5 separate regions of the Homo sapiens genome follow, and regions 1, 3, 4 and 5 are each linked to region 2. Evidence: chromatin contacts called from ENCODE Hi-C or POLR2A ChIA-PET data. All regions are on one chromosome and are shown on one strand. Each heading gives the region's core, a stretch centred on a gene start or an enhancer-like site at or near the end of the contact. The rest is flanking DNA. Distances are from core to core; before and after follow the strand shown. Region 1 holds the start of LINC00665 (long intergenic non-protein coding RNA 665). Region 2 holds the start of ZNF568 (zinc finger protein 568). Region 3 holds the start of CAPNS1 (calpain small subunit 1). Region 4 holds the start of TBCB (tubulin folding cofactor B). Region 5 holds the start of ZNF573 (zinc finger protein 573).

Region 1 (2,700 bases), core at 40-2,539, 580 kb before region 2:
CCGGCTCTCGCCCGGTGACGTTTCTCCCGGTGACGTTTCTCGCTGGGGCCTCCAAATGTCGTACCTGAGCGAGTTAGAGAAAACGCCACACTTTGAGACAAATTAAAAGTCCATTTATTTAGCTGGCCGCCAAGAGATGGCTAATGCTCAAAATTCTCTCCGCTCTGAAGAAGGGGCTAGATCTTCTTTTATACTTTGGTTTAGAAAGGGGAGGGGAGGTCTAGTTAAAACAATTTTACAGAAATAAAGTAAGCAAAAAAGTTAAAAGGATAAATGGTTACAGGAAAGTTAATAGTTCCAGGTGCAGGGGCTTTAAGATTATTACAAGGTGATAGACGCGGGGCTTTTGGGCATAATCAATCGGATGAATTCCTCGGAACTGCGGATATAGCTTGCCACAGTATCTTAACAGTTAATTGCATTCTTGGATGTGCTGGGAGTCAGCTTGCACAAGTTAAGTCCTTGAGGAAGGGGCTGCCAGTGAAAGAGCCAAGATGGAGTCCATCTGGCGCTCTTAGCTAAGGGAGAGTCAATTCAGGTGGAAACAAGGCTAGGTGATTTAAGGAAAGGGAGAGTCTAAAAACAGGGTTAGTAAAAACCAGGTTGGGCATTACACTACTAAGATATCAAAACCAGGAACTTACTTCCTTTAAAACAATTCCAAACTAACTCGCTGTGCCTTACACAGAAATTTCCCCCAAGAAATATGGTTTTATAAAGCCTGAGAAGTTGTTGCTATTAGGACAAACACCAAAACTAAAAATTGGTTTAATTAGCAACAACAAAATTCCATTTTAACTGGCTGTCCTTATCAGAGACAGTCCACTAAATAATACAACTGGCAAAAAGTGAGATTTTGTAAAGGTTGGGGTGCTTTATTATAAACATAACATAAACCAGGAATGTATTTTAATAAACCTCAACCTGCGGGTCACTCCCTCCCAGGCGTGCAACAAAACACCTGCCTAGAAATCAAAAGGCGTTTTACCCGAGTGGGCTGAAAAAGCCCCGTTTTTACCTTTAATCTGGAGACAATACGGGTCAGAGGTCAGGAAACTACATCAGCGCCAGTGCGAGCGCCCACGAGTCCGGTGGACGGATGAGAAACGGCCGGGGGGCAGCCTGAGTCCCAGTTCCCGCCGTGGCAATGGCCAATTTCCCACCCGTGGACGCAAAAGGCCAGGACTCCACGCTGCTGACCCTCCAGCGTCCCATGTCCGGCAGGCACGTGGCCGAATAGCCCAAGACTGAGGACTCACACTTCCCACTTTGCACCTGGAGGCCACCTGCAGACCAACCTTGCGCCAGGCTTCCGGAAATGGGAGGGCGGGCTTCCGGAAACGGCGGCCAATGGGAAACGTGATCAGATGTTACTAGGCAGACAGTCCGTTTCCAGGCAACACAGAAGAAAGGAACGCGCTCAGTCAGCCTCAAATAGACGGAGATTTCAGCCAATGGATGTGCAGGTTCCCTCCACATTAGCCAATAAGAAGTGCTTGGGGCCTACCTGCCTACAAGCACAGCAAAAGCTTTCCTGCGCATTTTTGCGCTGGAATGGCTACCTGCCGCGCCAAATCAAAATTTACAATCACCCTTGGTGCTGTTTCCTGCACTTTCTTGGAGATTTGCACCAGGCGCTGGAGACCCTCCCACCTGGCCCATGCCTGCCACCCGGTGAACACCAAGACCCAACCTTCTGCACCACCAGTCTTGTTGTCAGCGAACAGGCTAGTAAATTATTGAAGGGGTGGCCTGCCCCTCCACACCTGTGGGTATTTCTCGTCAGGTGGAACGAGAGACTGAGAAAAGAAAGAGACACAGAGACAAAGTATAGAGAAAGAAAAGTGAGCCCAAGGGACCGGCGCTCAGCACACGGAGGACCTACAGGGACACTGGTCTCTGAGTTCCCTCAGTATTTATTGATCATTATCTCTACCATCTCGGAGAGGGGGATGTGGCAGGCCAATAGGGTAATAGTGGGGAGAGGGTCAGCAGGAAAACGTGAACAAAGGTCTCTGTGTCATAAATAAGTTTAAGGAAAGGTGCTGTGCCTTGATGTGCACTTATACAAACATCTCGGTGCATTAAAGAGCAGTATTGCCGCCAGCGTGTCTCACCTCCAGCCCTAAGGATGTTTTCTCCTATCTCAGTAAGTAGAACATACAATCGGGTTTTACACCAAGACATTCTATTGCCCAGGGACGAGCAGGAGACAGATGCCTTCCTCTTACCTCAACTGCAAAGAGGCCTTCCTCTTTTACTAATCCTCCTCAGCACAGACCCTTTTCGGGTGTCGGGCTGGGGGATGTCGGGCTGGGGGACAGTCAGGTCTTACCCTTCCCATGAGGCCATATCTCAGGCTATCACATGGGGAGAAATCTTGGACAATACCTGGCTTTCCTAGACAGAGGTCCCTGCGGCCTTCCGCAGTGTATTGTGTCCCTGGGTACTTGAGATTAGAGAATGGTGATGACTTTTAACAAGCATATTATCTTCAAGCACTTTTTTAACAAAGCATAGCCCTAAATCCATTGAACCTTGAGTCAACACAGCACATGTCTCTGTGAGCACAGGGTTGGGGCTAGGGTTACAGATTAACAGCATCTCAAGGCAGAAGAATTTTTCTTAGTACAGAACAAAATGGAATCTCTTATGTCTACTTCTTTCTACATAGACACAGTAACAGTCTGATCTCTCTTT
Region 2 (2,700 bases), core at 62-2,561:
ACCTGGAGAAAGGTAAAATTGGGAGAGGGAAGAGTAACTGTGAGACACCAGGTTTTTCTTGGTACCCAGATTAGTCAAGTAAGAGTTCTTCCCCAGCCCCATTACCCACCACACATGAGGAATGGAGATCAGAGGAGAATGGGGCATTCTGTCCAATTCCAGTGGCTCAGGGGAAAGGTTGTGTTCACTGCTGTCCAGGGTTGGAATCTGACCAGACCTCAGAGAGGTTTCCTAGAGACAGAGTTCTGGAGTCACAATCGCATAGTTGACAGGACCCCATACTCATACACAGAATGCCACATACATTTAGGGACAGTCACACTTAAGGCGACATGCACGTCTCACCTGCCCACAAGGAGCCACACACGGCAACACAGTTACAATCACATACACACCATAGGAAACACACAATTACAGCTGCACAATCGTAGGCACCCCACACTGTCGCAGAGTCACAATCACACATCACCACGGGAACACACAGCCACAACCCCCACAGTGACAGGTATCCCATATCCGCACATAAGCCGCAGTGTTATTATCTCCCAGACAATTTCACAACCTCCCCTCTTTTTTTGGGGGGGTGGGGTGGGGTGGGGACAGAGTCTTGCCCTGTCGCCAGGCTGGAGTGCAGTGGTGCGATCTCGGCTCACTGCAACCTCCGCCTCCCGGGTTCAAGTGATTCTCCTGCCTCAGCCTGCGAGTAGCTGGGATTACAGGCGCGCGCCACCATGCCTAGCTAATTTTTGTATTTTTAGTAGAGATGGGGTTTCACCATGTTGGCCAGGATGGTCTCGATCTCTTGACCTCGTGATCCTCCTGCCTCGGCCTCCCAAACACAACCTCCACCTTTCAGGCCGCTCCGCCCGCAGGGGCCCAAGGCGCCAGCTCCCCATCGGTCTTCGGTATCCTCACCTAAGCCCTTTCCAGTCATCCCGGATGGGAACTTGCAGACCTGAGCCAGTTCTCCTGGGGACCAAAATATCTCACCTCCCAGATCTAAGGGTCCCGCCAGGAGTGACGAAACGTTCGAATTCCTGCGAGAAAAGTGGCAGGCCACCAGGCCCTCTGGGAAATGTAGTCCAGAGCGGGACCCACGCCGATTCCTGTCAGCTCCTCGCCTGGGCCCACCCGAAACGGCTGCTCCCTCAACTCTCAACATCCAGCCGAGCCTCGGAGTTGCGGGTCGCCGTAGCGCTGCGCAATGGAGATGAGCCTCCCGGGGAACCCGGCCCAAGCCTCACCCTCACACAGGAAAGCAGATGTGTTCTGGCCGGAAGTTGAGTGGGGCCGCGGGGCCTGCTGGGAGGTGTTGTCCTCGGAAACGTCGCTGGCGCGGAGGGATGGTTCGGCGCTTTAGGCGTCTGTCACAGACCTATCTGCGGGTCGCCTTCACCCAGCATCTCAGAAACTGCGCGCGGGATGAACATTCGGGTGTTTCCGGCAGGTGACGCTGCCGAGTCCCCGCAGCAGGGGGCGAGCAAGGGACTCGCGGTTGACGGGACACGGATCCTCTAAGGCCCAGAGTGTCCCGAGTAGCGGCAGTGGGGAGTGCTCAGGGTACGCTAATGGTGAGTGGTTGCAGTTGATGGGACAAAAAACTGTGATGGGAGTTAGTGTGGGTGTGTGGTTGTGTGTGTGAGTGTGACGGCACGAATAATCTGATGGGGTGATTGTGATATTTGGTTGCGCGGGATTATGATGAAATGTGTGATATGTGTGTGATTATGATTAAGGCTGTAGCGAGTGTGAACGTGGCGAAGTGTGCGTGATTGTAATATGTCTAGTAGTTCTTGTCTTGAGCTGGCTTTTCTGTAGCATTTGGCACAGTTGGTAACGGCTTGAAAAACACTTATTTGTTTTCTACTGATCCTCCCTCCTTGTTGGCCACTCCTCTGTAGTCTTCTTTGCTGTCTTTTTTACCCTAGTAGCCCTTGGCCCTTTGTAATTTTCCACTATTCCTTGGCGAACTTTTCAGGTTCATTATTATCTTATGACTTGCTGCTTTTATGTATGTTAGTTAGCTATTGCCATGATAATAATTATGTCTAAAAACCACCCCTGAACTCAATGCCATACAACAGCAAGTCCTTACTCTCCTGTTCACAGGCTTGCGCATTGACTGTGTTCAGCTGATCTAGGTGGGGCTTGGCTGAGTGGATAGGCTGCGTGACGAGTTAAGATCTGCGCCGCATGTGTTCTTTCAGGGTCTCAGGCCAAAAGGACATTTGTTGCCAGGGCATGCTCTGCTCCTGATGGGTCACCAGAGCGCAAGAGAGATTGCCTCAACCAGAGCAAGTCACATGGCTAAGCCTAAAATCAATTATGCCCACAGTTGGAGAGCAAAGTTACCTCGCAAAGAGTATGAATAATAATCTATTAGAGGGTGTGAGGAATTGGACTAAAATTCCAGTCTACCACCTTAAGAAACATACCTCTTTATCCTGGTGAATGCCTTTTAGTCCGGGTTCTCTTTTGTCTGATAATATTGCTTTTCAAGTTTTATTGTATTTCTTAAGAATTTCATTTTCTAACCCCCTTGTGTCTTTATGTTTCAGATCTGTGTCTTGTAAAGAGCATATTGCTGGGCTTACATCCGTTTATCTTGTTTGACTGTTATTTTAATAGGTGAGTATAGTTCAGTGGCATTTATCATGATTGCTCATAAAAAATGTTTTATTTTCTATTACGCCTTAAACA
Region 3 (2,700 bases), core at 21-2,520, 780 kb before region 2:
GGGTAGGGGATAAGAGCCAGCCAGCCTGCCTGGGGGCCAGATTTAGCTCCCCCCGATGAGTCCTGAAAAAGTACTGGACTCCCGTGGCTCATGCCTGTAATCCTAGCACTTTGGCAGGCCGAGGCAGGTGGATCACCTAAGATCAGGAGTTTGAGACCAGCCTGGCCAACATGGTGAAACCCCGTCTCTACTAAAAATACAAAAATTAGCTGGGTGTGGTGGTGCATGCCTGTAATCCCAGCTACTCGGGAGGCTGAGGCAGGAGAATCGCTTGAACCTGGGAGGCAGAGACTGCAGTGAGCTGAGATGGCGCCACTGCACCCCAGCCTGGGCAACAGAGCAAGACGCTGTCTCAAAACAAAAAAAAAAAAAAAGAAAAGAAAAGAAAAGAAACCAGGCTATGTAAAAATATTATTGTAAAAAATTAAATTAAATCAAAAAAAGGCCGGTAGCCCATACCTGTAATCCCAGTACCTCACAGTACTTTGGGAGGCTGAGGCAGGAGGACGGCTTGAGGCCCGGAGTTCAAGAGCAGCCTGGGCAACATAGCGAGACCTCCGTCTCTATTATGTAAAAACAATAATATTTTTTAAGTAAATAAAGAAACCAGGCCGTGGCCAAAGGAATCTTCCTGTGTCTGGGGCCTTCTTTAGAGGCTAGCATACTGAGGACACTCTTTGGGCCAGTCCAGGAAGGAATGATTCTGGTGGCCCCTGACTGGGGCGGGGGCGTGGTAAGGTTCGCCTGGGAGGCGGCGCAGGCGCTGCCTGCGGTTTGACTGCCATCCGGGCTGCTGCAGGCACTGGGAAAGGCAATCCAGCCTCAATCCTCGCCACAGACACGGGCGACTGTCCCCCAGCGTGTGAGTCAAACCATACTCCAGGCCTCCAGGAGGTGTTTGTCGCGACAACACCTGCAGAGGGCCCGTGCGGAGTCCCTTAGTGAGCGGACCGAAAACCGCCACCCTGGAAGGATATTGGCATGCCCTAGGGTGAAAATTCACACTACGACACTCGGGGGGTGGGTCCCCTCCGAGTTCTCGTCCGCGGGTGCCTCCACCCAGACCTGAGGGGTGTCGGGAAGACCCCCGCCTACCGAGTCAGGGCGGGATTAAGACCTCCGGCGCTGGAAACGCGTAGGGCGGGGCCCAGACCTGGATCCAGCTAGCCGGGCGGTGTGGGGTGCGCATGCGCAATGTCCGCTTCGGCTCTAGGACCGCGCGGGCGACAGCAGGGCCGCGGTGCAGTGTCCGACCCGAGAGTTGCGGCCTGAGTCACCGGCCCCGCCCTCCGGAGCCGGACGCTGCGGGAGGCCCGGGAGCGGCAGTGGAACCGACTCCCAGAACTCCGGACGTGTGCGGCGGTAAGCGCCCGGCCCGTACCCCCTCCGCACCCCGCAACTCCGACTTTGGCGGCCCCCAGACCCGGCGAAACCGTGAAGTCTCGGCCTCAGGAGCCCCCCAGATCCATGGTCTCAGATTCGAACCCTCAGACCTGTTCGATCTCCTTTTATGCCGTCCCGGGGACCCTTCTCCACCCTCTGTCTCATGATCCAAAATACAGGCCCATAGGTTTCAGAGATACCCTGTGAATTCTTCCTTGGGGTGTCCTGAACCGCGATCGTAGATCTGTGCCCCCAGTTCCAGCGGGGAACCCCATTGTCCGGGAACCCAGAGCTCACAGCCACGATCTTAGACCCGAGCCCACAGAGCCAGAGGTGACACTGGAATCCTGCCGCTGGGAATACCTAAATTCTCAAGCCCACATTTGGGATTTCCTAAACCCCGCCCTGGGGCCCTTTAGGCCGTGGATGTTTGCTCCGCGCCCATGACCTGCCAAGGACCTCTACATTCAGGCTGGGCTCTGGATCTCACATTCTAGCGCCCAGACATGTCGGGAACGCCTTACGCCAACTTGGGGTCCCCACCAAGAGAACCCCCACCAGATCTGCACCCTCCCCTTCACGCGTGCACCCAGTCCAGGCTCCCTCAAGCCCCACGGGTGCCTTTTAGACCTGAGGAGGTTGCAAACCTGATCCCCCATACCTGCCCCACCCATCCGCGGACAACCCGCCCTCGCAAACTCAGACCCCCACCCGGAGGCTTCAGATTCCTCCCAGGTCCAGCTGCCGGAAATGCGTGTTTGAAGGGAGGGTGTGGGCTCAGGGGCGAAGCACCCACTGGTCCCCTTTTTTCCCCCCAGCAGTGAGTCGCAGCCATGTTCCTGGTTAACTCGTTCTTGAAGGGCGGCGGCGGCGGCGGCGGGGGAGGCGGGGGCCTGGGTGGGGGCCTGGGAAATGTGCTTGGAGGCCTGATCAGCGGGGCCGGGGGCGGCGGCGGCGGCGGCGGCGGCGGCGGCGGTGGTGGAGGCGGCGGTGGCGGTGGAACGGCCATGCGCATCCTAGGCGGAGTCATCAGCGCCATCAGGTAAGGCGGAGACTATCAGAGGGGCGGGGCCTGGGAATGGGAGGAGCCTCAGTGAGGCGTGGTCTGGGAGGGGCGTGGTCTAAAAATAGAATAGGATTAACCTGGAGGCTAACCTGGGTACATGAATTAGGCCGGGGAGGCCTGGTTTGAGAGTTCTGCTGTAAGGGGGTGGACCCCAGTGAGGCGGATATCAGTCATTGGGGGCGGTGCTTGATATGGGAGTAGTCTGATTGTGTGGGACCAGGACAATGTGGTCCTGAGGGGACTGATGTGGA
Region 4 (2,700 bases), core at 32-2,531, 800 kb before region 2:
GGTGGTCCTCGGTCCGCGGCAACGTGGGGTCCTGGGACACGTCGGCGATAATCTGGGTCAGTTCGCTGCAGGGACGCGGGGGTGCAAAATTACGCTCAGACCCAGCCTCCAGAGCCAACACCCCCGCCCCCAGCTCAGGGCCCGCCACTCACTCCACTTCGTGCGTGATCTTGTTGACATAGATGCAGCTGTTGTCGGCCTCCTGCTGGTAATCACAGTTCCGGCACTACGAGAGGGCGAGTGTGGGGGAAAGGGGGTCACGGAAGGATTCCAGACAAGATTGGGAGGAGAGGGCAGGGTGATCCCGGAGGATATGACGACAGGACTCTCTTTGGGGATGGGCAGGACATGAGAGTCAGGATCACTTGAGGTGCAGCGGAGGGCGAACAGGGAGTCCGATCACAGAGGCAGGGGGCAGGGCGGGGCCACGCTGGGAACAGGTGGACCTGCCGGGGAAGACCCCGGCGCTCACCGCGTAGAGCAGAATGCGGTTCTCCTTGTCTTCCTTGGGGTACAGCATGTTGTTACTGTGGGGAGGGGGAGGTGCCAGGGGTTAGTTCTGGAGCCATTCCTCGCCCGCCTTCTAACATCACCCGCTCCCTCCGCCTCACCATTCCTGGCAGAAGCGAATACCCACGAAGCCCGGCTCGTAAGTCCCGTCGGGCTCCATGGCGACGCGCAGCCCGCGCAGCCCTCCCAGCCTTCCGCGCTTGCTCCGCCGCGCTACAGGTCGCGGGAGGGGCCAGGCCTAGGTGCTTCGCCAAAAGAGGGCGGAGCTGCGCACACGTGCTGGCTCCCCGCCGCCTCGGGCTCGGCTCTCTCCGCGCAGAGGTTTCATGGCTTGCTTCAATCTTTTGATATCTTAGAGTAATTGCTTCCAATTTTTGGGCATCGCCGCCTCAGTTTACAGAATAGTATGGATCTGGTGCCAGAGCCGGGAAAACGATGCGCATCGTAAACCGCAAAACACTGAGCATCCAGGACAGAAGCCAAGGCGCTTGGCTTGGTTGAAGGCCAGTGCGCATGCGCGAGTTTACCCTTCGCGGACTGGGCGAGCTCTTGCCACTCCTACCTCCGGGCTTCAGTCTTCGCCGCCTGTTCTGGTCCTTTCCCGGGCCGCTATTGGAAGAACCGTGAACTATGGAAGGCCCCTCTGGATTGGCTGGGCTGGCCCAAGAGTAAGGAGAGCCCTCTTCCTGGCGGTGGGGAAGGGACGGCGGCGATTGGCGGACGCTCCTGGCAGGAGAGCGCGGATTGGTCAGGCACGGAGCAGGAGGCGGGGCTGATAGCCCAGCAGCAGCAGCGGCGGCGGCGGCTGCGGAGCGGGTGTGAGGCGGCTGGACCGCGCTGCAGGCATCCGCAGGGCGCGGCAAGATGGAGGTGACGGGGGTGTCGGCACCCACGGTGACCGTTTTCATCAGCAGCTCCCTCAACACCTTCCGCTCCGAGAAGCGATACAGCCGCAGCCTCACCATCGCTGAGTTCAAGGTGTGGCCATGGGGGCGGGGTCCGGAGGGGCGGGGCGAAGAAATTGGGGGGTTCCCGGAAGGGGGAGGCTGGGAGGGGCCGGGGAGTGACTGGGCGGGCCCGGAGGTGATCCCAGGCTGCGGAGGCTGGGGACCCGGTCGCGGCGGGGCGGGTCCGGAGAGAACTCGAGAGTGCAGAGATGAGGGCCGGGTCCAGCGAAAAATCCGACGGTCCAGAGGGCGGGGGCAAGAGGCGAGGGGCTGGATTGCGGCCCCGTGCGTCCTGACTGGGGGGTCTTTTGGAGGAAAAGGGACGTGGCGATGGTCATTGATGCAAGGGGCGGGGCCTCCGTGGCCTCCTTCTTCTCACCCTGCCTCCTCCTCACAGTGTAAACTGGAGTTGCTGGTGGGCAGCCCTGCTTCCTGCATGGAACTGGAGCTGTATGGAGTTGACGACAAGTTCTACAGCAAGCTGGATCAAGAGGATGCGCTCCTGGGCTCCTACCCTGTAGATGACGGCTGCCGCATCCACGTGAGGACTCTCTATCTGGGACACTCCCCCACCCCACCTTTCATTTGGTTATTCAACAGACACTTGCTGGGCTTTGCCCTCAGTCATACCCGAGATAGGTCCTGCCTTCGTGGAGCCTCCAGTGCAGCCTGACGAGAGACAGACCCATCATTAGACAGGGACAGCCTAGAGTGGTCTGGGCTGGGATCAGGAAATCCCAGGGGACTGGAGCCACCAAGAAGAGGTGCCTGACTCCACCTGGGAGAATCAGAGAGGGCTTCCTGGAGGAAGGGATGTCTGAGCTGAGGGATGAGGAAAGGGTGACTTAAGAGAAAGAGGTGGAAAGGAGGGAGCAGGGTGTACAGAGGCCTAGAATGTGAGGTAGGTCACAGTGAGCGACCAGGCTGGACAGCTTGGGAGAAACCAGAACACAGGATCTCTTTGTGCATCCACTCAGTACATCCTTTCTGTCTTTTTTTGAGACAGAGTCTCACTCTGTCACCCAACCTGGAATGGAGTGCAGTGGCACTATCGGGCTCACTGCAGCCTTCACCTCCTGGGTTCAAGTGATCCTTGTGCCCCAGCCTCCCGAGTAGCTGGGATTACAGGTGCCCACCCAGCTAATTTTTGTATTTTTAGTAGAGATGGGTTTTTGCCATGTTGGCCAGGCTGGTCTGGAACTCCTGACCTCAAGTGATCAGCTCACCTTGGCCTACTAAAGTG
Region 5 (2,700 bases), core at 29-2,528, 860 kb after region 2:
GTTCGAGACCAGCCTGGCCAAGATGGTGGGATTACAAGCATGCACCATCACGCCAGACTAATTTTTGTATTTTTAGTAGTGATGGGGTTTCGTCATGTTGGCCAGGCTGGTCTCGAACTCCTGACCTCAAGTGATCCGTCCGCCTTGGCCTCCTAAAATGGTGCGATTACAGGCGTGAGCCACCACACCCGGCCAAATATGAGAACGTTAATGAGATTCAGCTCAATGGCTCCCAACATCTACTGGAAAGAAAGCAGATTGGTATTAGGACATTCAGACACATTTCAGATGAAGTAAAACATACTCTAAAACCAGTAACCTTAGGAAAGAAAAAAGCCAACTAGCCTAAACATTGAGTTTTAGATGTGAAAGAATTTTTTTCCTCCTCATTAGAGTCCTTTTGAGGAATAGCAGGACCAGGGAGGGAGAAAAAAATCATGAGTTATCAGGCCTTTCCTTGAAGCACGGAATGCCTCCTTACACAATACCCTCCACGCCTTCCCTGTTCACACACTTTAACACATGGAGGTAGGAGAGAGGCTGGAATCTGGGTATGAGTTCACAGCAGGTTCCTGGGGTCAGAGCTCTGGGAAAGACGAGGTTCTGAGACAGGTAGCTCGCTCTCAGAGCTCACAAAGAAATAACCTCCCAGGCGTTTCCAATCTCACAGCAAGTCAATGCCTTCTTGCTGGAAAACTTGATGTAGAGTTCAGTATCCAACTTCCCTCTTGCAGACATTTTTTGTGTGTGTCAGCCGCAAGCAGCTGTGAGGAGGGAGGAGAGAAGCAGCAGCCGGGAACCTACAGCCAAGACTCAAAGTGACACCGCAGTGCCACCGCAATCAACGTACATGAAAAGGACAAGCACCTCATATCCCCGTCACGCAAGCACAGCCACTCACTCACCTGTCACAGCCTCACAACCGCACCCACCGTCAAGGAGGCACATCCCAGCCTCTCACACGCAGTTTCTCTGTCACACACTCTCAAACATTCCCCATCTGACATATACAACATTCTCTCACGTGCGCACTCAAATACCCTCCTCTGCTGTTCATGCACCCACGGGCCTGAGATTCCGATAACAACTGGCCGTCCACACTAGAGGCTTCCACGGTTAAAGGGCTTCCTCCACCACCCCGGCTGGTTTAGGTTGGGCTCCAACGTAACTTGATTGCCCAGAGCCCTCCCTGCGAGTACTCTGTGCCTGTTATATACTGAAATGAGTTCAACCCACCTTGCAAAAGAACCACGCGAAAACGGAAGGGAAGCCATAGATTGGGTGTTCCCGTTGCCCTCTGGGAAATGTAGTTTAAGCCTAAAGCTCCATGACCGCGGTGGCTTGTGGGAAAAGTGGCTCGGAACCCCAAATCCCGGTTAGATTGCAGGCACCGCCGGACGCTGGCTCCCGGAGGTTTTAGTTTTCCCTCTACCAGGAGTGTGAAGACACAGAGACTTATTGCGCTGGCGAAGATGGCTGAGGCGAAGGCGTGTCCGACTTGTCCTCGGAGTTCTGAGGGTTTCAGTGACCCCAGAAGGCTGAGAAGTGGAATCCGAACTCGAGGCTGCCCGAAGCCTCGGGCTGTTTGAGTGTAGAGCCGGTAGGGGAGGGCTTTCAAAGTGTGGCCGCGAGGGCGAGCGTGGGGGATCGGTTATGAGCTCCCGAGGGCGGGGACTCTGCTCTGTGTCCCCTGAGGAAGTCCAGTCTTGTTATAAGGTATGAGAAAAGTAACTTTTTAAAAATGGACAAATAATAATTGTATGTTTTATATACTGATAGGGTACAATATGCTGTTTTGATCTATGTTTACAATGCGAAATGATTAAATCAAGCTAATTAAATCCATCACCTCACTTTTTTGTGGTGAAAACATTTAAAATCTACTTTTAGCAATTTTGAAACATGCAACACATTATTTATGTAGTTGCTATTCTATGCAATCGATTAACAAAGTTTATTTCTCCTGACTAACTGAAATTTTGTACTGTTTTAATTAACATCTCCCTTTTCCCCATTTTTCAGTCTCTGGTAAACACCATTCTTTGCCTCTTAAGAGTTAGACTTTTTTAGATTCCACAAATACCACTTATGTGGTATTTGGTATTTATCTTTCTGTTACTGGCTTCTCTCACTTAGCATAATGTCCTCCTGGTTTATCCATGTTGTCACAGATGACAGAATTTTCCTTGTTTTATTTTTATTTTTTATTTATTTTTTAAAAATCTATTTACTTATTATTATTTTTTGAAACGGAGTTTCGCTCTTGTCACCCAGGCTGGAGTGCAGTGGCACAGTCTCAGCTCACTGCAACCTCTGCCTCCCCTGTTCAAGCGATTCTTGTGTCTCAGCCTCCCAAGTAGCTGGGATTATAGGCATGCGCCACCACGTCGGCTAATTTTTGTATTTTTAGCAGTGACAGGGTTTCACCATGTTGATCTGGCTGGTCTCGAACTCCTGACCTCAGGTGATCCACCCACCTTGGCCTCACAAAATGCTGCATTTACAGGCGCGAGCCACTGTGCCCGGCCGATTTTCCTCTTCTTAAAAAGTGAATAGTATTCCTTTATATATACATATATATATGTGTATAAGGTTATATACATAATATATATAATATGTAACATTTTCTTTATCCACTTATAACATGCTGGACACCTAGGTTGCTTCCGTATCCAATGCAGAATAATGCTGCAGTGAATG

Evidence for each region. A loop is a pair of places that touch in the nucleus more often than their neighbours do. ChIA-PET counts read pairs that join two places held with the same protein, here RNA polymerase II (POLR2A). Pooled maps may share reads with other maps.
Region 1: a loop to region 2 is called in a pooled map, with 8 times the contacts of the local background. The contact joins the promoter of LINC00665 here to the promoter of ZNF568 in region 2. A Hi-C loop is called at or near these places in 4 of 50 pooled maps.
Region 3: a loop to region 2 is called in a map with no recorded cell type, with 16 times the contacts of the local background. The contact joins the promoter of CAPNS1 here to the promoter of ZNF568 in region 2. A Hi-C loop is called at or near these places in 2 of 37 single-sample maps with no recorded cell type and 6 of 50 pooled maps. POLR2A ChIA-PET finds 5 or more read pairs at or near these places in 1 of 52 experiments (WTC11).
Region 4: a pooled map shows a loop between it and region 2 (32-fold over the local background). The contact joins the promoter of TBCB here to the promoter of ZNF568 in region 2. A Hi-C loop is called at or near these places in 3 of 168 maps with a recorded cell type or tissue (CD8-positive, alpha-beta T cell, ascending aorta and heart right ventricle), 6 of 37 single-sample maps with no recorded cell type and 14 of 50 pooled maps. POLR2A ChIA-PET finds 5 or more read pairs at or near these places in 1 of 52 experiments (A673).
Region 5: a loop to region 2 is called in a map of CD8-positive, alpha-beta T cell, with 19 times the contacts of the local background. The contact joins the promoter of ZNF573 here to the promoter of ZNF568 in region 2. A Hi-C loop is called at or near these places in 2 of 168 maps with a recorded cell type or tissue (CD8-positive, alpha-beta T cell and naive thymus-derived CD4-positive, alpha-beta T cell), 4 of 37 single-sample maps with no recorded cell type and 15 of 50 pooled maps. POLR2A ChIA-PET finds 5 or more read pairs at or near these places in 2 of 52 experiments (H1 and Panc1).

What each region holds. Positions count from the first base shown.
Region 1 is chr19:36,330,429-36,333,128 of GRCh38, forward strand. It overlaps LINC00665 (long intergenic non-protein coding RNA 665), which reads right to left and starts at 1,290. Exons shown (of 6, transcript NR_038279.1): 1 at 1,019-1,290; 2 at 1-64.
Region 2 is chr19:36,915,021-36,917,720 of GRCh38, forward strand. It overlaps ZNF568 (zinc finger protein 568), which reads left to right and starts at 1,312. Exons shown (of 7, transcript NM_198539.4): 1 at 1,312-1,571; 2 at 2,559-2,628. ZNF829 (zinc finger protein 829) reads right to left here and starts at 1,271. Exons shown (of 6, transcript NM_001037232.4): 1 at 991-1,271; 2 at 110-231; 3 at 1-2. The coding sequence starts at 147. RefSeq lists enhancers at 907-956, 1,017-1,396.
Region 3 is chr19:36,138,796-36,141,495 of GRCh38, forward strand. CAPNS1 (calpain small subunit 1) reads left to right here and starts at 1,271. Exons shown (of 11, transcript NM_001749.4): 1 at 1,271-1,362; 2 at 2,202-2,425. The coding sequence starts at 2,217. It overlaps LOC105372385 (a long non-coding RNA gene), which reads right to left and starts at 1,187. Exons shown (of 3, transcript XR_935954.3): 1 at 1,096-1,187. RefSeq lists enhancers at 1,538-1,587, 1,678-1,737.
Region 4 is chr19:36,114,187-36,116,886 of GRCh38, forward strand. TBCB (tubulin folding cofactor B) reads left to right here and starts at 1,282. Exons shown (of 6, transcript NM_001281.3): 1 at 1,282-1,488; 2 at 1,855-1,998. The coding sequence starts at 1,375. It overlaps POLR2I (RNA polymerase II subunit I), which reads right to left and starts at 689. Exons shown (of 6, transcript NM_006233.5): 1 at 612-689; 2 at 473-527; 3 at 153-226; 4 at 1-65. The coding sequence starts at 670. RefSeq lists enhancers at 1-184, 203-332, 1,923-2,012 and a silencer at 1,523-1,612.
Region 5 is chr19:37,778,308-37,781,007 of GRCh38, forward strand. ZNF573 (zinc finger protein 573) reads right to left here and starts at 1,279. Exons shown (of 5, transcript NM_001172690.2): 1 at 1,237-1,279. RefSeq lists enhancers at 767-1,430, 1,222-1,516, 1,223-1,572, 1,431-2,093.